2 separate regions of the Homo sapiens genome follow, and region 2 is linked to region 1. The links are chromatin loops, found by intact Hi-C in ENCODE. Cell type or tissue: pancreas. All regions are shown on one strand. Links, peaks and the distances in the headings refer to the core of each region. The heading gives the core; the rest is flanking DNA. Region 1 overlaps TRPM5 (transient receptor potential cation channel subfamily M member 5). Region 2 overlaps KCNQ1 (potassium voltage-gated channel subfamily Q member 1).

What was found. Hi-C counts contacts between places; a loop is a spot of excess contacts. Peaks named below come from ENCODE experiments on the same cell type or tissue, not always from the same donor. Only the 100,000 strongest peaks of a DNase experiment are listed, where the experiment ranks them.
Region 2: it touches region 1 in a loop (2.6-fold over the local background); 27 of 110 quality-filtered maps call a loop at or near these places.

What each region holds. Positions count from the first base shown.
Region 1 is chr11:2,426,014-2,436,560 of GRCh38, forward strand. It overlaps TRPM5 (transient receptor potential cation channel subfamily M member 5), which reads right to left. Exons shown (of 29, transcript NM_014555.4): 2 at 8,965-9,085; 3 at 6,175-7,332; 4 at 1,512-1,740. Among named protein-coding and RNA genes, the nearest start is that of TRPM5, 13 kb to the right of the region's middle. RefSeq lists a silencer at 2,186-2,480. In pancreas, for the core only: a CTCF peak has its summit at 2,371 (motif pointing right); DNase peaks (open chromatin) are centred at 2,378, 6,328 and 6,908.
Region 2 is chr11:2,514,703-2,526,922 of GRCh38, forward strand. All of the region lies in intron 1 of KCNQ1 (potassium voltage-gated channel subfamily Q member 1), which reads left to right. Among named protein-coding and RNA genes, the nearest start is that of KCNQ1, 76 kb to the left of the region's middle. RefSeq lists enhancers at 5,009-5,510, 5,511-6,010. In pancreas, for the core only: no CTCF peak of the experiment used is centred there; DNase peaks (open chromatin) are centred at 4,339, 5,459, 5,619 and 8,149.

The DNA.
Region 1 (10,547 bases), core at 2,043-10,042:
AGTTCTGGGATAGGACATCCGGGAGTACCCTTCAGCCTGGAGCTCGGCAGTGCCTCCCTGACTCTATGCAAGACCCCCGGGACGACCAGCAGCCATCAGAGGTGGAAGCAGCCACAACCAAAGCTCTGGCCCTTCCCAGGGCCCACAGCACCTCCTTCCTCCCGAGGACGGGACAGAGCTGGGCACCCAGCAGCTGAGGTCAGGGAAGCCGAGTAGCAGCGTGGGGCAGCCTCACCTTCCTGGTGGCCGCAACCACCCCTTGCCCCATGCCCAGGCTCGGTGCCCCCCGCCCCCGCCGGCCAGCCCAGGGACTAAGGAGGCATTTGGCCAGGTGCTAGGCACCAGGCAAATGGGCCCAGAGGGAGGTGATGCAAACAGCTGGGATTTGCATGAGCAGGTGCCCAGGTCTTCTGCACCCCTCCCTGTGCATCCCAGGGTGGGGCAGGGAGCCCGGGACAGCCAGGGGCCATCGTGACCCCTGGCCAGAAGTCCACCCCAGAACTCCCAAGAGGCAAAACTGAGGCAGCCCCCCAGACGGTGAAGGCGCTGGGGCTCCCAGGGCAGCGGGGCACCTGTAGCCGCAGCCAAGAGCCAAATGTGGCTTCCTGGGCTCCCCAAGACCAGCTCAGGGCAGAGCTGGATGACCAGGCCCTGGGGTCCCAGCCCCGCTCATCCCCACCAGGCTGTGTAACTTTGGGCAGGTCCCTCAGCCTCCCTGGGCCTGCCTCATTTGTGAGATTTGGGGGAACGGCCAGTCACAAGGGGAGGGTGCCAGAAAGGTCCCTGCGTGCAGCAGGCTGGAAGTCAGCTGTGTGTCCTTGTGTCCTCCCTATGAGGATGCCCCATCTCCCTGGGCTGCAGTGGAGGACACGGCTCAGGGAAGTGGTGGCAAGAGGACACAGTAGTGACCTGGTGACCCCAGACCCCTCCCACTGCCCCACTCCCTTCGCCCTCAGCTTCTGAGCCGCACCTGCCTTTGCAGGCTGCTGGCCAGACACTGCCCCTGAAGTCTCAGATCCAGAGCCCGTGGGGCTGGCCCTCCTGCCCAGACCCTCTTCCAGCACTGGGCAGCCCCTTCCAGAATGCCCCACCTCACCCCAGTGGGGCCGGCCCTTCACAGCCCAGGGAAGCGGGGATCCTCCCTGCTAAAGATAAGGAAACTGAGGCAAGAGGCAGGGGTGTGGCCAAAGCCGCACTGTCCTGGTCCCCACTCCTCTCATGCCCACCTGCCCTTCCCACCTGGGAGGAGGAGGTACAATCCTGCTCCTTCTCCCCACCTGGGCTGTCAGCGGTGTGAGGGTCCCTACCTGTCTGCCTTCTCCCCAGCACCCTGACACGCGGCTGCTGGCCAAGGCGCGGGTGGAGCCGTCTGCCTACCTTGCAGGGTGTGCCTGTGGGCCCAACTCTCAAGCCTCTCCTCCTCCTCTTCCCCGCCCACAACTCCTGGCACCTGGGCAGCCAATGCCAGCCCTAGGGAGCTGGCCATGAACCAACACAGGGCACCACCTCACCTGCTCCACACGGCCGAGCCCACAGGCCTGCTGTCTCCAAAGCCACCCAGACACCAAGGGCTGGCCGTCCTCAGGTGTGATTGGCACCAAGGCCCTGGGGGCATGTCCGATTTGACTGGGAGAGGAGACCCTGTGTGGACGTGGCTTCTAGGCCACTTAGATTGCTGTCGTTGCCTCCTTTGGCGATGTCTGGCGGGGTGGCCCGGGACCGATGCAGCTGAAATCCACCCTGAAATGTGATGGGACAGGGCTCTTCACCTCAGTTTCCACAGTAAGTAGGAACAGGAGCTGCCTCAAGAGCACACGTCTCATGCCGGGGTGCTGGGCCCAGCTGTCCTGTGGAGGACAGGGAGGCAGAGGGACTGTCTCCTCCCTGCTGTGGCCCTGCGAGGCCGTGGGGCATCGGCCCCCATGGTGTCTCATCTGTGCTGGAAAGGCTGCACAGCCGTGGGCCAGCTGTGAGTGATGTCCATTCACCGGTCAGCACCAGGGATGCTCTGTGAGGACTGTCCCTGCATCCGGAGTCAGGACAGGGTGCCAGTGGGACAGAGTGTGCCTCTGGAATCCCGCAGTCCTGGGATTGGATCCTGCATAGCTGTTGAGCTACTTAGCCACTTGGGCCTCAGTACCTTGGAGTGTCAAACAGGGACTCTAATAGCCTGGCTTCTGGGAGGTTGCAGGTAACACATGAGGAGAACAGAGCCTGGGGGATACCTCTGTGTGCCCCTTCCCAAAGAGACTCCAAGGACCCCCTGTTCGGGGCCCCTCAAACCATAAACTCCAGGAATGGTGGGGGACAGTATCTGGGACTTGCTCTCTGGGACCCTGGTGGCCTCTCTAGTCTGGCCTGTCAGCCACCAGAGGGCGCTAAAGGACCATGGGCAGAGTCTGAGGCAGTGGTGGTAACGGGTGAAGGTGATGGTGGTGGTGGTGATGATGGTGGCAGTAGTGGTGGTGGTGGTGATGATGATATTGATGGTCATGATGGTGGTGGTGACAATGATCATGGGGACCGTGCTGATGGCGGTGTTTGTGATGATGGTGGCGGTGGTGGTGATGGTGGTGGGCATGAGGGTAGTTGGGGTGGTGATGGCATTACCGTTGATGAGGGTGGTGATGATAGTGATGGTGATGGTGGTGGGAATGATGACGAAGATGATGATGATAGTGGTGCAAATGGCAGTGGTGGTGGTAGTGACTGTGGTGTTGTTGATGGTATTAGTGCTGATAAAGGTGGTGATGATGATGATGGTGGTGGGTGACGAAGGTGGTGGTGGTGATGATTGTGGTGGGGATAATGGTGGTGATGGTGGTTATTGCAGTGGTAGTGTTGATCATGGTGGTGGTAGTGATGGTGGTCATGATGTTGGTGGTGTTGGTGTTGGTATTGGTGTTGGTGATGGTGATGGTGGTGGTAATAATCATGGGATGATGATAGTAGTCATGGTGGTAGTGACAATGGTGACAGTGGAGGGGATGGTGGTGGTGATAATGATTGTGGTGGTGATGGTGATAGTGTTGGTACTGGTGGTGGTGATGATGGTTGTGGTGGTGGTGATGATAGTGGAGGTGGTAGTAATGATGATGGTGGTGGTAGCTGGTAGTGGTGGCAGTGGTGGTGATGGTGATGATTGTGGTGATGGTGATGGGGTAGTGGTGGTTATGGTGGTGTTGGTTGTTATGGTGGTAGTGATGATCATGGTGGTGGTGACTATAGTCACTGGTGATGCTGGTGTTCATGGTGATGGTGATGATGATAGTGGTGGTGGTTGTGGCAGTGCTGCTGCTGATGGTGGTGGTGATGATGAGGGTGATGATGACAATGAGTATGATGATGGTGGTGGTGATGATCGTGGTTGTGGTGTGTTGATGGTGGTGTTTATTGTGGCGGTGATGATGATAGTGTTAATAATTGTGGTGATGTTGGTGATGGTGGTGATGGAGACGATGATGGTGATGATTGTACTGGTGGTGTTGGTGATGGTGTGGTACGATGGTGGTGCTGATGGTCATGATGGTGGTGGGGGTGATAATGATCCTGGTGGTGGCCATGGTGGTGTTTTTGATAACGTGATAATGTTGGAGATGGTGGTGATTGTGGTGGTGATAATGGTGGTCATGGTGATGGTGATATCAGTGTGGGTGATGTAGTGGTGGGGATGGTTCAGATGTTGGTGATGGTGGTGGTGATGGCAGTGATAGTTAGGATGATGGTGATGATGATGATGGCATGGGTGCTTGATATGGTTTGGCTCTGTGTTCCCTTCCAAGTTGTAATCACCATAATCCCCATGTGTCAAAGGCGGGACCAGGTGGAGGTAATCGGATCATGGGGGTGGTTTCCTCCATGCTGTTCTCATGATAGTGAGTGAGTTCTCATGAGATCTGATGGTTTTATAAGCATCTGGCATTTCCCCTCACTCCATCCTGCTGCCCTGTGAAGAAGGTGCCTCTAAGTCTATGGAGTTGGGGGGCACAGTCCTTCATCTATCCTGGTCCTTCCCTCCACCTCTGTCTCCTGGACACCCAAAAAAACTGCAGAAGTTCTTCCCCAGCCAACTCTGGTTCAGTGCCAGGTCATGTTCCTCCCCGCCTACAACCTTCCATGGCTCCCTATTACCCTGACAATAAAACCCAAAGAAGCCTTGGAGCCTTGGCTTCTGGTGATCTGCTAGGATCACTTTTCCTTGGAACTCCTGCTGGCTCCCTCTTGCCACTCAGATACTGGCAGAACCTGGAGTGGGTGCTGGCTTGCACTCACTCCATCCTGCTGCCCTGTGAAGAAGGTGACTTGCTTCCCCTTCATCTCCGTCATGATTGTAAGTTTGCTGAGGCCACCCCAGCCATACTGAACTGTGAGTCAACTCAACCTCTTTCCTCGGTAAATTACTCAGTCTCAGGCAGTTCTAATACAGTGGTGATACTAGTGGTGGTGGTGGTGGTGGTGGTGGCTGGTTGTGGTAATTACAGTGGTAGTGGTGATGGTGGTAGTAATGATGATGATAGTGCTGGTGGTGATGTTGGTGGCAGCGGTGAGGGTGGTGGCGGTGATGGTGACGGTGTTGATGGTGGTGGTGGTTTTGGTGGTGGTGATGTTGGTGGCAGTGATGAGGGTGGTGGCAGTGATGGTGACAGTGTTGATGGTGGTGGTGGTTTTGGTGGTGGTGATGGAGGCGGTGTTGGTGTTGGTGGTGGTTTTGGTGGCGGTGATGGTGATGGTGTTGGTGGTGGTGGTTTTGGTGGTGGTGATGGTGGTGTTGATGGTGGTGGTGGTTTTGGTGGCGGTGATGGTGATGGTGTTGATGGTGGTGGTGGTTTTGGTGGTGGTGATGGAGGTGGTGTTGGTGGTGGTGGTTTTGGTGATGGTGACGGTATTGGTGGTGGTGGTTTTGGTGGTGGTGATGGAGGTGGTAGTGATGATGGTGGTCATGTTTATGGTAGTGATGACAGGGATGATGCTGGTCGTGGTAATAGTGGTTATGGTAGCAGGCCATGTTATAACGCTAGCAGCTTTGCTCTGGATGGGAAGGCTCCAGGTACTCCCAAAGTAGGCACCTATGGGCTGCTCTGTAAATGTCCCTTTGTCCCCTAGCATGGCTGAAACCCTCATCCTGAGAGGAGAAGCAGATATCAGCTTCCTCAGTAAATGCAGGTTGGTGTTGAGCTCAGAAACCCAGAACTTGGCTCTGAGCAAATGGGACTCAGACCAGGGACCCCACAAGCCCTCAGGCCTGAGACCCTAAAATCCTAGTTCTGAGAGCGAGGGGCCTATCTTGGGGGCCCTGGGCAAGGCGGAGGGTCCACTAGACCCTGAAAGTCCAGCCTAAGCTCACATCCACTCCTCTAGCCTGTGTCGTTGCCCTACAGCAGGTTCTGCCAGTGTCTGTGGTATGTGAATAATGAGGAGGTTCCCCCAGATCCTCTAAGCCTATGGGGTTGGGAGGCACAGTCCTTCCTCTATCCTGGTCCTGCCCTCCACCTCCATCTCCTGGACACCCAAAAGACTACAGAAGTTCTTCCCCAGCCACCCCTGGTTCAGTACCAGGTCATGTTCCTCCCTGCCTACAACCTTCCATGGCTCCCTATTACCCTGACAATAAAACCCAAAGAAGCCTTGGAACCTTGGCTTCTGGTGCTCTACCAGGAGCACTCTTCCTTGGAGCTCCTGCTGGCCCCCTCTTCCCACTCAGATCTCAGCTCTCATGTCCTTCCTCAGAGACCCCCTCACCCTAGACCACATCAGCACAGGGTGCCTCCCTCGGTCTCTTCCCCTGTGATCTGGTGTTAGTTTTCAGTATGCCTCACCCTCTGAAAGGTCTTTCATTTACTTTTTTGCTTGTCTGTGTCCCCTGCATGAGACTATGGCCTGAGCATTCCCTGCCACCTCCCTGGGGCCCAGAACACGCAGGTACAGACCACATGTTCTAAAGTCAATGAATGAATGAGTGAATCAATGGGTGAGTGTCCAGGCGTGTCTCTGTGTGAGCACTGCCATCAAGGCAGAGACGGAGGTGTCTAGGGGAGGCTGCATTTTTGCAAGGAGCAACTTCCTGGCCCACACTCACGCCCTGGGTGGAAGGGCAGACACTGGGCCGGGGCTCCACTGTCTGCCCGCTCTAGCCATGGGCACTGCTGCCAGGGGAGGAGGTGCCCAGGCGCTCACCTGCGTCCATGCGTGCTGTCATGAGGGACATCCCAGCTGCCGACAGAGCAGCCTCTGCCTGCCCTCTACAGCGGGTTTCCTCCAGCGGCCTCTGTCTTCTTTGCTACAGTTGGCCCCGGGCAGGCTTTACGTTGGAACTTCCTTTGGAGGAGAGGCCACGCCAGTAGAGCAGGACTCCAACAGGGCCCAGCCCCTGCCCCCACGGGGCCTCTATCCCTGGGACAGCAGATCCCCTTTGGATCTCCAGCAACCCCAATGGCTGACTGCAGAGGCTCAGCTCTCTCCTGCCAAGCCCTGCCATGCGAGGCTGGGCCCACAGGCTCAGAAGCTGACCCCAGTGTCCAGGAGAGCGTGAGCCGTCCCTGACCGGGGTCCTCGGGCCTCTGCTGAGAGAGAAGGAGCTGCAGGCTGGCTCCCCACCTGCACCACAGGCAGCCTCCCCCCAGGCACATCCTTGGGTGCCATGTGGCATTTTATTTACAGAAAGATTTGCAACCCACTTCTTCTTTGTCTTAGAGGGGAGAAACCACCACCCAGAGTAGGGCCCGCTGGCCCAGGGTCCCCATGCCAGTGTGGTGGGCGCCCCCAACCCAGCATCTCCCTCTGAACCACACACAGTCTAGCCCCAGGTGGGAGGGAAGCAGCCCGGAGCCCCTCAGACAGGAAAGCTGATGGTGGGGGCGTCAGGTCTGACCCCTCGGGGGGCAGCCCGAAGCCATGCAGTGGGGCAGCAGGGCCATGGGCAAGCTCTGCCAGTGGTGCCTGTGTCCAAGGCCTCCGGGCAGATCCTGAGTGCCCAGCAGTGGAGACCAGGAGTCCGGGAACCAGTGGAGCCGCACGTCCGTCCCCACTCCATTAAGTTCCCTGGCCCGGGCAGCGCCTGCAGCGTGCCACTGCTGTCTCGGCACCATCCTTGCAGCATCACCTTTTGCCTGTCCTTCTACTCTGGGAGGGCAACCTTGACCCCATCACAAGATGTGAACAGAGGTAGAGGCCGTAGGGGCCAGCGAGGCCAAATGACCTGCCCATAGCAATGCCGCCATGAGGCAAGGCCCACGCCCTCTCCCCTGCTGTCCTGTCCTGGAGCTTCCACAGCTGCAGGAAGACGTCCCCCTACCCTGCTCCCCGCAGAGGGTGCTTGGCGATCAGACAGCAGATCTGCAAAGGAAGGTGTAGCCTTCTTAGTGTGCGCAAGGGCTGCCCGGCCAACTCCACCATTGAGGGCAGATGCTGGCTGTGGAGAGGCCGAGCGCTGCCCGGGCCCAGTGGCTGGGGTAGGGGGCTCCATGCACTGTCCATGAGGGCATGTCCATCTGGCATATGTGCACCTGTGTGAGTGTGCTGTGTGTGGAGCGGGCACTGGGCCAGTGGTCAAGGCTGCAGTAGGACTTTCAGTGATTCCAGATCCTGTCTGGAAATGGGGATCATGAGAATTCCTTCCACTGAAGGGTGCGTAAGGCCTGAGCCAGTGTGCCTGGAACGTCCTGAGGACCAGCGGGGCCGGGGCCAAGACCTGGACAGGGCCTGGGTAATTGCGAGAAGCAAGGACCAGCGTGTGCCTGTGTGTGTCACTGTGCGCACATGGTGTGTGTGTGTGCATGCATATGTGTGGACACCGTGGGCATTTCTGTGTGGATGTTGTGTGTGTGTAGCTGCACTGTGTGTGCGGACAGCAGGTGTGCCTGTGGGTGTGTCTGTGTGACACTGTATATGAGTGTATGTAGACATTGTGTGTGGCTGTGTGTGGACACAGTGTGTGAGTGTATATGTGTGTGTAGGTGGACTGTATGTGTCTGTGTGGATCTGTGTGGATGCTGTGTGTGTGTATGTAGACACTGTGTGTGGCTGTGTGTGTGGACGCAGTGTGCGCGTGCATGTTTGTGTAGGTGCACTGTGTGTGTCTGTGTGGATGCTGTGTGTGAGTGTATGTAGACACTGTGTGTGGCTGTGTGTGTGGAGGCTGTGTGTGTAGGTGTACCATGTGTCTGTGTGGACGGTGTATGTGTGTGTATGTGCACCATGTGTGTCTGTGTGGACGCTGTGAGTGCATGTGTGTGCGTGGACACTGTGTGTGCGTCTGTGTGGACACTGTGTGACTGCATGTGTGTGGCTGCACTGTGTGTGTGTGGACACTGTGTGTGCAAATGCTGTGTGTGTGTGAATGTGTGTAGGTACACCGTGTGTGTCTGTGTGGATGCTGTTTGTGAGAGTGTGTGTGTGTGTAGGTGCACTGTGTGCGGACACTGTGTGTCCGGCTGTGTGTGTGTGTGTGGACACTGTGTGAGTGCATGTGTGTATAGCCGCACTGTGTGTGTGTGTGTGGATGCTGTGTCTGTGAGAATGCTGTGTATGAGTGTGTGTGAGTGTATGTGTAGGTACGCTGTGTCTGTGTGGACGCTGTATGTGAAAGTGTATGTGTGTGTGTGTAGGTGCACTGTGTGTGTGTGGACACTGCATGTGTGTCTGTGTGGAAACTGTGAGTGCATGTATGTGTAGCTGCACTGTGTGTGTGTCTGTGTGTCTGTGTGGACACTGTGTGTGTGTGTCTGTGGTGTGCAGGTGCTGGAAGGCAGGCTCTGCAGGTGCAGCTGGAGCTTCAAAGTGTGAGCATTGGGCCAGGAGGACCACAGCCTGGCTGATCCAGGGGAGAGAAGTCGTTTCTGAGGTTCTGGAAATGACAGCCATTGGGAAGCACCACACCGCCACTCATCCATGAACTCAACCATCCGATCACCCATCAGTTCATGCAGTCATTGGATACAGATTTTTGCTATTCATTTATCTACTTACTTTTGTAGAGATGTGGTCTCACTATGCTGCCCAGACTGGCCTCAAACACTTGGACTTGAGCAATCCTCCCACCTCGGCCTCCCACAGCACTGGATTACAGGCATGAGCCACCACAGCCGGCCTGGGGAGAGATTTATTGAGCGACTTCTATGTGCCAGGCACTGTGTCAGGGGGAGACACAGACAACAAGCAAGGGGATACGTGAGAAAGAAGGAAGATCAATCGATGATTAAGATGGCTATGGAGAAAAATAAAGCAGGGGAGGCCCAGCGGCTGCAAGATTTTATTTTTAAATGGGCGGGTCGAGGAAGAATTCATGGAGAGGCTGCCATCTGTGCAAATAACTGGACGAAGGGCGGCCCATCTGCTGGTCTATCCACCCACTCACTCACCCACCCACTCATGCACACATCCACCAGCACATATGCACCTCCTCACCCATCACCACCCACCCAGCCATCCAGCCTTCCACCAGCCTGCCCACCTGTCATTCACCCATGCACCCATGGCAATCCATCCCTCCATCCGTCCATCTGTCCATTCGTCTGTCCATCCATCCACCCGTCTGTCTGTCGATTCATCCATCTATCCGTCCATCTGTCTGTCCATCCATCCATCCATCCATCCATCCATCCATCCATCCACCCATCCACCAATCTATCCATGCATCCATCTGTCTGTTCATCCATCTGTCCATGTGCATCTGTCCATCTGTCCATCTATCCATCCATCCATCCACCAATCTGTGTATCCATGTATCAAACTGTCCATCTGTCCACCCACCCACCCATCCATCCATCTGTCCATCTCTCTACCCGTCTGTCCATCACTTCACCCACCTGTTTTCTCCTCTCTCCAGTTACCCACTCACCACTTACTAACTTCTCCACAGTGCCTAGTCTCTCCAGGATGGCGAGTCAGTCTCTGGTCTCAGGATGCCCACACTCTGGGGAACAGGCAGCAGGTAGCCATGGGGGATTGGCCAGAGCACCCCAAGAGCGTAGGCAGTTCTCGTGGTTTCTCCCCAGCCAGCGTATCTCCCAGAAGAGGTCACTATCCTCGAGGCCAGGAGCCTCACCTTCCGCTCCCCTGACCTCCCCCACACCGTAACCCAGCAAGGCTGGGAATTCAGTAGGTGCCCAATAAATCCCGGCAGGCTGGCTGAGTCATCCCACCTCCTCCTCCCCTACTGATCACCCATTCAGCTCCTGGCCCCATTGCCCAAACCCTGCCAGCCTTTGGGTGATCTGCTCAGCCGCCACCTCACATCCACTCTCAGCTCGGGGCCAGCTCTGGGCTCCAGCCCGTGATGGGCCATGGTGGGCTTCAGAGGGTGAGCCCCCCACACCATTGTACCAGTCTGGCAAGACGGATGAGTGCCCTGGTCAGTAGTGGCCCACCTTGGCCTGGAAGGATGTAGGGACAGGCTGCCCACCCCCATTTGCCCTCCTTCTCTGAGTGGCTAGGACAGCCACCACCACTCTCCAGGGAGGGGAGGGGCTGGCCTGTCACACGTCCCGGACAGGCCTGCCTGGGCCCAGGAAAGGGCTATGTGTGTAGGTGGCAGGCTGCTGCCCTGGGCA
Region 2 (12,220 bases), core at 1,612-9,611, 88 kb after region 1:
GTAGTCCCAGCTACTCGGGAGGCTGAGGCAGGAGAATGGCATGAACCCGGGAGGCAGAGCTTGCAGTGAGCCGAGATTGCGCCACTGCACTCCAGCCTGGGCGACAGAGCCAGACTCCGTCTCGAAAAGAGACTTGGGCTAGATGTGAGGAGGGACTTTCCCAAGTAGGGATGAACCCTGAGGACCCACACCCTGAGCCGCCAGTGGGTCGTGTTGACCTGGCAGCTCCAGGGCACCTGAGGCCTTCGCTGTCCTTCCGCACCTCGCCCCCTTCCCGAGTGGAGGTGCTCTGGGAGCTCTGCCTGCTTCCTCAAGTCTTTCTTGTTTTTTTATGTTATTTTATTTTAGATTTGAGGAGTACACATACTTGTCTGTTACGTGCGTAATGGTGGGGTTTGGGCTTCTCGTGCGCCCATCAGCCGGATATTGGACGTTATACTCAATAGGTAATTTTTCAACCCTCCCCCTCTCACCCTCTCCACCTCCCCTTTGGAGTCCCAGAGTGACCTTTCTCCGTCTTTCTGTCCAAGCATCCCATCTGTCTAGCTTCCACTCATGAGTGAGAACGTGCCGTGTTTGGTTTTCTGTTTCCGGTAGTTCACTTAGGATCATGGTCTCCAGATCCATCCGTGTTGCTGCAAAGGACATGATTTCATTCACTTCTTGGAGGCTTTAACGCCTGCCCTGTGTGAGGGAGGGCGGAGCCCCTGGCCCAGGGGCGGGGAGGCCTGTCCACCCCTCCCACCCGTCCCCGAGGCCCCTGCTGCCCAGCAAGACCACCACCCTCTGCTCCAGGACAGCGCAGCCGCCATCAGTGGGGGTGAGGGGACAAGGCTGCTGGGACCAGGCCTCGCCCAGGCAGAGCCTCGCCATTTCTGGGGTGGGGGGTGCACAGGTGCATCTGGTCTGCCCAGCCCCTCCTCACCCTAGGCAGGCCTCTCACAGAGACAAGACGAGTGTCCTAGGGCAGATAGGGCCACATCCATGGGGTCACTTCAGTTTGTCCTCCCGGCGCCTTCTAAATATACTCTCTGTGGGTGTCTTATCACAGCCCAGGGAGCCAGGCTTGGTGTGGCCGGCCCTGGGAGCACAGAGCCCCGTTCCCAGCAGCCCTCGGCCCTGGGGGGCTTGTGCTCTGCCGGGCCACCTGCACCCTCCGGGCCCCAGGAGAAGCTCATGCCTTTCCTGCTTGCACCCCAGAGCCTGGCCACCCCTGTCCTCTGCTGAGGCCCTGACCACCTCTATGTGTGCCATGGCTGCAGTGACAGCCCAGACCCCAGGGGCCGGGCATCCCACAGCTCTCCTCACTGAGCCCCTGGGCCTATCCGCCCACGCCCAGGCCAGGGCTCCTGCTGGAATCTCCCTGTGGAAGGCCAGGCTGCCTGGATGCCCACCACTCCAGGCTTACTTCTGGGTTGTAGTTTTCGGGGTGCTTCGAGGTGCTGTGGGGACCTGTGATGCTGTCAGGGAGACCCGGAGTCCAGTTCTCGCCAACCGCTCGATGCTGTGTGACTTGAGGCAGGTCCCTTAACCTCTCTGAGCTTCCTCCTCTCCTGTGAACAAAGGATGGGTCCACTTCTCAGGCTTCTCATGAAGTTTAGAGGCGACAGGAGGAGGTGGGCTTTAAATGGCTCAGTCCCAGCGTCCCCTCATGCCTGGGACCGCTGACCCACCGGGATTCTTGGGGGCCACCATAGAGCCTGTTTTTAAAGGGGATGTGGCGGCCAGCTCTGGGGGCACACGTTCCTGTTTGAATTCTCAATCTCCGGGCTCAAAATTGGCCCCCAGAAAGCCTTTGAGATGGACAGGGAGCTGGACCTTCCCAATTCGGTTGCCCTTGCTTGATGTTTACATGCCACTGTTGGGTGCTCCTGATTGTGTAGCGGGTCCCCTGAAACCAACACACAGGTGCAGACACCCACATGCCATCCTGCCAGAGCCCTGGGTTCTCAGCAGGACTCTTTGCCGGGATCCTCATGCTACGGCCACCACCTGATTTTGTCGATAAAGTTTTATTAGGACACAGCCATGCCCGGCCGAATATTGCCACAGAGGCCACCTGCCCCACCACGCCTAGGACATTTCCTCTCTGGCCCAGAGGTGTGCCAGGGCTGCACTGGGCTCTTCTGGTGGGGAGGGACATTGTTCTGGCCCCTCCTGATCTCTCCCCCACCTTGCCACGACCCCCCAGAGTTTGCCTGGTGTCACCGGGAAGCTTCCTGGCTGCCCGAGGGTCCCCCAGCACCTGTCCCTCTAGGGCCTCTGAAGGGCTTTGACGTGACACTCGGGATGGCATGGCAGGGCCCTCAAGCACGGCTGTGTTCACCCCCCAGGCTGCTCCTGGAAAGGAGGGATCAGGGCCCAGGCTCCACGCTCCGCACTGAGGTGTGGTCGAGGGCCCTGGGCGTCCGGGTGAGATGGGAATGAGCCCTTGGTAGGTGCCAGGCGGGGCCAGCCCTCATCCCCACTGCAAGGCCTGAGCGTCCAGGAGCCCCGTGCGCAGCTGGACCCATCAGTCCCCACCCTGCAGGGCCGTTGAAGAGGGAATGCACACCTGTCACCTCTTGGTGCGGGGGCATCCAGGTTCCTGGCGATGGGGATGGGGTGAGATGCACCTGATGGACCTCCAGGTGGGAAGCTCCTGGGACACCCTGGAGGGCTCTGGTGGGAGACATGGCATTCTGTCTGCACCGAAGGGGGCTCAGGGCTGAGAAGCCCTGGGACGGGTTGGATTTGGGGCGCGTTCCCCAGGGCCCCACGCGTGTTGAGTCCCCGCTGCGTCACTGTCTGGCCTGTGGCGCCTCACCTCTCTGTCTGGCAGGACTCAGGCAGAATGGAAGTAAAGGCAGGACCTTGTCCCAGGACATCCAGGCATGTGGCGTGGCAACCAGGTGGGATGGCAGGGTTTCCCCCTGGCAGGATCCCCACCTCCTGCACCTGTCCTGACTTGGTCTTCTGGGGCAGCCCCTAAGACGCTTCTTCAGGGAAGAGGGACCGGTTTGGCCAGTGGGACCATGGCCCTGGGAGCATATGCCTGCACGTCCTGCCCGCTCACACCTGCCTGCTGGGGGGGCCATGCCTGCGCCCGCAGCTCACGTCAGAGCCCACCCCAGGAGGCTCCCAGCGATCTGTCAACCTGTGCTGTTGGCATGCAGCCTGGGGGTGAGGGGTGGCGGAACGCTGCCTCAGTACCACGTCCTGCTCAAAGGCCACTTGCGAGCTAGGCTGAGCCTGTGGTGTGCGGTGGGATAGGAAGGAAAAGAACAGAGTCTAAGGAGCCTAACTCACTTCCAGATTCACCCGGAGGCCTGCATGGAGGAGGCGGCACTGAGACTTCATTCACCGAGCTTGAGGGTTTACCCTAACATTCATTCACACCATCAGTCATTCAGCAAACACTTCACAAACGTGCATCCCACGCCTGGCACTGGGCCTTCGGAGGGAGGGAATGCAGCTGGTGGGCCCCTGCCTGGGGAGCCCCTGCTCTGGTCGGGGAGGCAGTGGTGGCAGTGGCTGCCTGGCGGTCCATGAACTGGTGCAAGCCAGAGCCGGAGGCCTCCTGAGAGCCTGGCAGGGAAGCCCAGGCCAGGGCCTCCGCAGAAGGAGGGTTTGGGGTCCAGGCTTCATGTGGGGGGTCTTGTAACATGGGAGGGTAGACGCTGCCTTGGGACAGGAGAGACAGAGGCGGGGGGACCAGGGGAGTGGGCTGCAGTTGGGGTGCAGGCCTGGTGGCCCCGGCAGGGGGACCAGCCTCTGGGGAGGTGCTGCAGGCACAGGAGTTCTGTGTGGACCCAGCCGAAAGCTGGCAGGAAGGGACCTGTTTCTTGGGGTTCCCAGTCCAGATCTGTGTTGGAAAAAGTGTCAGCTGAAACCCCAAGAGGCTGGGGACAGCCTTGGTCCTGCTGTGGGACACAGGTTTAATCTCCAGATGGCTCCTGGATAGGCGGGCTGGCGGCTCTGTCTAACGGGGACAGCACACTTGGGGCTTCGGGAGACAATGAGGGCAGAAATCTTACCCACCGGCCACACCAAGTCACCCATTGTTGTGTCCCTTGGGCTGGGATCCCATGGCTTTCAAGAACTTTTTAAAGAAATGAGACTCAGCTGCCGCGGAACAAGCCACAGGTAAAGAGTATAAGACAGCGTGAGGCATGGGGTGGCCACGGGAGCCCTGGGCCAAGGAGGCCCAGTCTGGTGGGGAGGCGTCCATTCACCCGGAGCTGGACGGGGAGGACCAGGCTGTGGGTCTGTGAAGCGGGTGTGGGATCACATCCACGCTCCTTCTGTGGTTTGTGCCCTGTTGTGGCTGCCAGGGGAGGGGCTTCCAAGGCCCTGCCAACCAGCTGGGCAGTGTGGACAATGGCAGACAGGGTGCTGTGTGGGGGCCTGAGGGGCAATGGTTGGGGGGCAGCTGTTGCCGTTCTGGTGAGAAGTGGCGGTCCCTGAAGGGCTGGGGTGCTAGGGAGCCTCATGGACCTACTCCCGACGTGGCAGCTGCCTGCTGCAGATGGGCCAGCCATGTCCCGCCTGTGCCGGGAATCACCACCCCCAGCTCCCTTCTCTCCAACATGACAGGGTTCGGGTGATGCCCTGTGGGCTGAATGGTGAGAGAGGCGTCCCTGTGCTGACACCAGTGGGCGTGGACGTGACCCTCTTTTTAAAAGAATTTTTTCAGATGCAATTCCATTAAGGATCTGGAGGTGAGAGGATGAAAAGGAAACTCTGAGCTTTGAGTACATTTTTAATTATGTTTTAAAAATTAAGACATGAGGCCGGGCATGGTGGCTTACGCCTGTAATCCCAGCACTTTGGGAGACTGAGTTGGGAGGATCGCTTGAGCCCAGGAAATCGAGGCTGCAGTGAGCCAGGATCATACCACTGTCCTCCAGCCTGGGTGACAGAACAAGACTCTGTCTCAAAAACAAAACAAAACAAAACAAAAAACCAAAAAACAACAACAACTAATATATGTTTTTGACCAATACCTAATTCTGTTGTTTAAGAATTCAAAATCTACCAATAGTGATCATAAGTAATGTATTAAATACTTACATAGTACAGCAGGTGTTGGCCCCCCCCCACAACATTGGTTTCCATCCCTGGAAGCTGCAAATGTGACCTGACATAGAAAACACCCCTTTGCAGCTGAGGCTGAGGGTCCCGAGAGGCGTGATTGCATTATCCAGGGGGCCCAAGTCCAGTGACACGTGTCCTCCTAAAAGACAGGACAGATTCAACAAAGGAGGATCCGGCCACATGCTGCACAGCACGGGAGTGATGCCGCCACCCACCCAGGACGCGGGAGCCCGCAGAGGCTGGAAGGCTGAAAAGGGCCCTGTCGCCCCCACCCCCCAGGATGACGTATGGCCTGATGTGGCATTCCTGCCTCAGGACCATGGCACCAAGTGGTGGCGCTGGGGCCCCTGGAGTCGGCCAGTCTGGGCACGTCCCATGCTGTGTCTGAGCCTCAGTGTCCCCATCGATTGGTAGTGCCTCCTGAACCCCAATCCAGGGGGCTTCTGGGGGGCAGCCTGGGACCAGACGTGCCTCACCAGGGCTTCTGTCTCCTCACCAGGACTTCCATGATGTGACACCTTCCACATGGGGTTCAGAGCGGGGAACCTGTGCCTAGTGTCCAGCCCAGCGTGGGGCCCTCGGTGTGGGCCAGGGCTCACCCCTTTGGGAGGGGTCGGGAGATGCCTGGCCCAGGCTCCATCCATGCAGAGCCAGGAAGCAGGTGAACCTGTGGGGACCTTGGCGACCTCCAAACCCTGCTGAGGCTGCCTGCTGACAGCCACTGGTGAGGGGGGTGACAGCCACTGGTGAGGGGGGTGACCAGCTGGTAGCTTTTTCTGAGGTGCAGATTCAGCCCTGGGGAACAGCCCTGGCAGGCTGTGAGACCTCTGCCCCTGGGCGTCCACATCCCAGGGCTCTGAGCTCAGCAGCCCTGGAGCCGGCAGCCACATCAGGGATGGAGGGAGACCTGCTGGTGACCAGTGAGTGAGCAGGGGAAGCCTGTCCTCTCCAGCGCCCAGTGTTTCCTTCCTGGGGCACATGGGATTTGGAGGCATTTGGAGTCTCCCAGGATGACTTTTTTTTTTAAGCCCCTAGAAGTGGTTTGGGGTTTAAGCGTCAATATTTAATCTCTTGAAGTTACACATTCAAGGCCCTATCCTGCCTTCGGCTTTAGGTTCGCTTCACAAACCCATTGTCTGCTTATCAGCCTGGCGAGGTCCCGTCCCCAGTAGGGGTCTTTGAACATTGCTCGATCTCATTCACCAGCCACGGGGAACATTTTGAACCCTCTGATGCTTGCTCTATGAATGTTGTTTGCTTTAAAAAAAGTTTTTTTTTTATTGTGATAAAATACACATAACACACAATTTACCGTCTTAACTCTGTGTCAGGTCACGGCCCAGTGGCAATAGGTACATTTACATGGTTGTGCAACCGTCACCACCATCCACCCCAAAACTTCTCTCCCAAACTGAAATTCTGCACCCATGAAATCCCACTCCCTCTCCCCGGCCCCGCCATCCTGCTCTCCGCAACCGTGGATCCGTCCTCCCCATGTCCACAGATCCCCTCTCCCTCGGCCCCGCTGTCCGCTTCCCTGCGACGGTGGATTTCGCTGCTCTGGGCCTTTGCGCTTCTGTGACTGGCACTGTGTGTTATCCGGTGTCCTCAAGGTGCCTCTCTGCTCATGTCCTTCCATGCATGATGCTTTCAGACTGACAAAACTCTTCAAGTATTAACGTAATTTTTAATGTTTACAGATTCAAGAAATTAAGCATACGGTCACGAGAGTGCAAAGTTCTGTGAAACGCTCCAGTGGTTACACGCCCCGGGGTTTCAGCTTCGACCCTGGGTGAGTTCCATGGTGCAGTGGCTTCCAGCTGGAGTTCTAAGGGCACCCCTTGAGCTGCCCACGTGTCTTTGCACGTGAAGTAGGTGGCTCTCTTTAAGGTTCCTCAACTTTATTGGGAAACATCTCAGGGTTACAAAACGCCCCCCATGGGCTAAAGAGGCTGTCACTCACTGTGTGTGGGGCCTGTCCCCGAGTGGGCATGGAAGGCCAGAGTCCCGGCACAGCCCCCACCCGGACTGGATTTGCTTGGCGGGTCACCTGGATCAACCAGGCCCATTTAGGAGCACCACTCAGGGGCCCTAGTGTGTGCGGCAGGGCAGGTCATGGAGTCTCCAGCCTTCAGCTCGCGTTAGCCCCAGGCCATCTGAGCCGTGGAGCCCACCCAGGCCCGCTGCCTGCACCCCGGGGGAGCCCTCCCACAGCGTCTCGGGCTATGACCCTGGCAGGGTTCCTGCATTCTCCTGTGTTCCCGGGCACCCGGGGCTGAGATGTTGAAATGATGTCGGATAATTCACCGGGTGCCTTCGGGGCTGGTACTCGCCGTCACTGCTCCTGAGGCCTATTTGCTGTCAAGGGGAACAAGTAGGAGGTTGTTTTCTGGGGTGCGGTGGGCTCCCCGCTCATGCAGCTCCCCGCCCCCCGCATGACCACGCCCTCTTGGGAGCTCGGGTGGGACAGCATTCAGGGGACCACATGAGCTGGGGGGGGGTCGGTGTCTTCTCTCCCCCACCCCTTCGCTAGCCTGTCCTGCTTCCCACTCCGAGTCCAAAACACGCATAGGATTCGTCCTCTCCCAGGGCCTTAGTTTCCCGGCTCTGCAGAGTGGGGGGCTGTGACTGCCTGGCCTTGGAGCTGAGGCAGAGGGGGTGGTAGGTGGCCCTGCAGAGGCAGGAGGGGACACAGGCACCCCAGGCCCTGAGTGCCTCAAGGGCAGGGACCCCAGCTCGGCACCTGTGAGGTTCCCAGCTCCGCCCGAGACAAGAATAGATAAAGCGGTAAATAAGATAAAACTCTTTTTATCTGGAGTAGATAAAAGTAAGCTTTGTCATATAATTCCTTCTGAGGCTAGCACGGTATATCAAAATATCGGAAGAATCATTTAGCCTTCAGAATATGGCAAGGCTGACAGCCAGCCTGGCCCATGGGCACCTGTCCCCACCATCTGCCTGGCCTGCGGGGGAACGTTCCTCAGCCCCTGCTGGCTCCCAACCCCCGGGCCTGGAGCCCTGTCTTCTGCCTCAGCCGCGATTCCACTGCACGGGACTTTCCCAGGCACCTCTGCCCAGGTAGTTGGGGTGGACGCCCACTTGGGTGCACACTCTGTGGGGGCTGGTCCAGGACCACCCATGTGCAGTCTTCCCTGGCCACATCCTGTATTCTCCCGCAACGCCCAGTCAAGAATCTTCCTGCTGCAGTAACTCCACATATCTGAGCCAGCTGTGTCTCCTGAGCACAGGACATGGGCAGGAGAGGCCCCTGCAGCTGGAATCCGCGCCATGAAGCCCAGGCGCGTGGTATTTGCAGCCAGTCACCAAGTTTTCAAGCCCTCACCTGCGGCCTGTGAGTGCCCACCCTGCACATGGTGCTAACCAGCATCCATCACTGCTTTCTTTTTTAATTTAATTTAATTTTTTTTTTTTTGTGGTGGAGTCTTGCTCTGTCACCCAGGCTGGAGTGCAGTGGCGCGATCTCGGCTCACTGCAACCTCCACCTCCCTGGTTCAAGCAATCCCCCTGCCTCAATCTCCTGAGTGGCTGGGATTACAGGAGCACACCACCACCCACGCCCAGTTAATTTTTTCATATTTTTAGTAGAGACGGGGTTTCACCATGTTGGCCAGACTGGTCTCGAACTCCTGTCCTCAGGCAATCCTCCCGCCTCGGCCTCCCAAAGTGCTGGGATTGCAGGTGTGAGCCGCCGCGCCCGGCCCCACCACTGCTTTCTATGCTGTGGCCGAGGTCACCAACTGCCACTGTGATGGACGGCTGTCACCCAAACAGCACGAGAATCGAAAAGCCGTGATGGCAGATGCAGAAGGCAGCGTCGCCTGTGGTCTTTTAGAAGGGCAGCTGTGAAGTGGGGTTATCTCAGCTTCCACATTGCATCACGGTGCCCCTGTGAAGGGCAGAGGAGCTGCAGGTAATTCTGTTCGCTCGCCTCTGCCTTGGAGGAAGTTTACAGTTTTTTTTTTTTTTTTTTTTGAAAGTTTAAAGCTTTCAACCTGGGCCTGGAGGCTGCAGGGTCAGCAGACCTGGGTCCTGCCCATGGCCCCCTTCCCTCCTCAGGCCTCCATTTGCTCATCTGAGAGTGGGGGGAGTGCAGCGCCTTCCGTGCAGGTCACTGAGAGGCTGGGGCAGTGGCGTGGATTCGGGTGCATGACTCGCAGACATGGCTGTCGCTTGGCTGAACGGTGGCCCCTGAGGTGTCTGTGTCCTTGTCCTGTGAACAAGTTAGGTTGTGTGGCCAAAGGGGCTTTGCAGGGTGACTGAGGGATGGCTCGTGAGAGGGGAGGTTGTCCTGGGTTACCCGGGTGAGCCCTCACTGTGATTGTGAGGATTCTTCTAAGAGAAGCAGGAGGATCTGAGTTGGAGGAAGAGACGGGAGGATGGAAGCCAGGCTCGGCGACGGGAAAGCTGCTGTGCCACCCTCACCGCAGCCCTATCCCTGCTCACGTGCACCAAGACCAGAGCCTGGCAAGTCGTCTCATACCGAGGGTCAAAGGGGCCCAGGGCCCAGCCTCCAGGGACCCCAGCCATGCCGGGTCAGGGAACCAGGCTGCAGTCCTGTGTCTCCTCCTCAGTTTACCCCAATTGTGACCTCAGAAGCCCTTGGAGCCTCAGTTTCCCTACTTGTAGCATGTGTTTGATGATAGTGTGGCAGTGATGTCACAGTCTGGCAGGGTCTCGTGGGGGTCTGTGTTACTGTCTGCAAAGCACTGGCTGGGCCAGTGGTCAGTGAGCAGGGGCGTGGGTAGCGGGCAGTGGCCTGCAGTCCCCAGGAGCACTTCCTGTTGCTGAACAGACAGCAACTTAGTGGATCCTTCCCAGGGCCCCTGGTGGGTGGTGGGTTTTGCCACATCTTTGCAGTAGACAGCACTGGCAGCTTCCGGCTTATCCAAGGCCTCAGGGTGAAGTCGACGCTCGCTGCTGATTCCCTGCTGGACGTCAGGTGACACTTCCCTCCACAGCCTGGGAAGAAGCACCTGTGGGCCACTTCTTTGTGTTGATAAGGAAACTGAGGCAGGGGAGCTGCCTGGGTCACCAGTGGGCACTGCATCTCCATGTGCAGATGGTGCCCTGGCCCTCTCTGCACGCCGTGGGCCTGGGGAGCAGGCAGGTGGCATCTTCTGCCCCGGGCAGCCCGGCTCTGCTTCCTCGTGGCTGAGCCAGGCTGTGTCTAATCTCACTTCCCTGCTCACTGCAAATCAAAACAAACAGACGTCCAGGAGGATTAAGTGTGGCAGTCATGGCGGAGGGAGCCCTGGTAGGGTGGAGAGAGCCAACAGTTGCACCAGCAAGGGGCAGAGACCCAGCCCAGCCCTGGGGGCTGCAGGGTGTGGGGACAGGGCCTGCAGCTTGGCACAAAGACTCTTCTAAGAACCTGGAGGGAACCCTGCTCCGGCAGTGGGCAGCATGCTGTGTGCAAGGTGAGCCAGTCTGAGCCCATTCCCAGTGCCCGGAATGGTGCCCAGTGCAGATGGGCACTCACCCTTCCAACCAACCTTTGCTTGTGTCCCCGTGAGATCCACAGATTCACCCTACGGAGGGCTCCCCACAGGGTTGGCCCGGAGGCTCCAGCTGTGTCTGTTGAACAAATTACTCTGCATCCACCGCGTGCTAGCGCTGTGCGGATTATAGTCCCAGAGACAGATGAGAGCAGGGGTGGTCAGTGTAGGAGCACCCAGAGGGAGCCTGGCAGGGCCTGGACATCCTGTCCAAGCTGGCCAGGAGGAGTCCTCAGAGCCAAAGCAGTGTGGAGGGTGGGGGTGCAGAGAGCGTCCCTGGCTGGAAGCACCGCGTTTGCAAATGCCAGGCAGCTTATGCAGCCAGCGCTTTGGGCAGGCGGGAGTCAGGGGGACTGAGGCCCAAGGAGGGGTAGGGCTGCATGCCAGCCTTCCAGGTGCTCCTGGGAACCACGTGGCTGATCAGACTTGTGCTTTGGGTCGAATGTCCCAGTGGGGGAGTAACCTCAGGGAGCAGAGGAAGGGTCATGGTGGTGGGGATGAAGCAGCAGCATTGGGGCTTAGAGATTAAATGAAGGAAGTCCCACGGGGCTGATCACCTACTGTGCACCAGGCTGCGTCCCGGGCATGGACTGCAGCCCACAGCCCCACTCTTGGGGTGCTCATGGTCTAGGGGGTGGACAACAGACTCTGGTCCCAGCGATGATGCTTGAGTATAAAGGACACAGTTGGGGTGTTGTGGGGGCCAGGGTCAGACATCAGAGCTGGCCTCTGCCTATGAGACAGGGCCCGCTGGCAGGACCCTCAAGCTGGGCTTTTAGGCTGGGCAGCAGCAGGTGCACGGGCCCTGAGGTGGGCCGGGCTGGGCACAGTCAGGACTGGCAACAAGGGCCGGGAGGAGCTGGGGTGATCTGGGGCCATCGTGGTGTAAATACTGGGGCACGACATGGAGGGTTCACTGACTGGCTGGGTGTGTGGGCTGGGGGCGCCGAGGGTGGAGGTGGGCACTGTGGTCAGGGGGAGATGAGGATGGATGGGCAGGGTGCAGACAGGGGCTGGCTGGGTTCGGCTCTGCAGGTAGAGCTGACCGGTGTGGCAGGGACAGGGTGTCGGTGAGGCAGGTGGCTGAGGAAATGGTAGCTGCAGGTTTTGGCCCCAGTCCCAGCAGCGGGACTATGGCTGTGGGGAGGGAGGAACCCAGGGAGGGGGCCTGAGCAGGGTCTTTGGCTGAGTGAGCCCTCAAGGGCCTTTGGGTAGGGCTACCAGAGGCCAGGAAAGGATTGTCCTGTCCACAGGAGCTTGGGGAAGGGGGTGGGGGGCCAGAGCCCCACCTTCCCCAGAAACCTCCGTGCAGCAGGAGGATGAGCCGAGGCAGGCTGTGCTGGGAGGTAGCCTGTTTGTTGTGGGCTCTGGGGGCCTGGGGAGGGTGGGCTGGGCTGTCCACATCTGGACAGGTGGAAGAGGATGGGTTCTGGGTGGGGCTGACTTCAGGAGGCTGGATGAGAGGCAATGCAGGGGGCCTTCTGGCTGTCCTGGGGTGGGTTAGAAGCCACTCAGGATGGCAGGATCTCAGGGAGCGGAGGGAGCCTGGGGCACCCTATGCCAGGCAGAGGATCTATGCCGGGGCCCCCAGGGTCTGTGTGTGGCTTTCTCTGTTTGTGTCTCCCCTG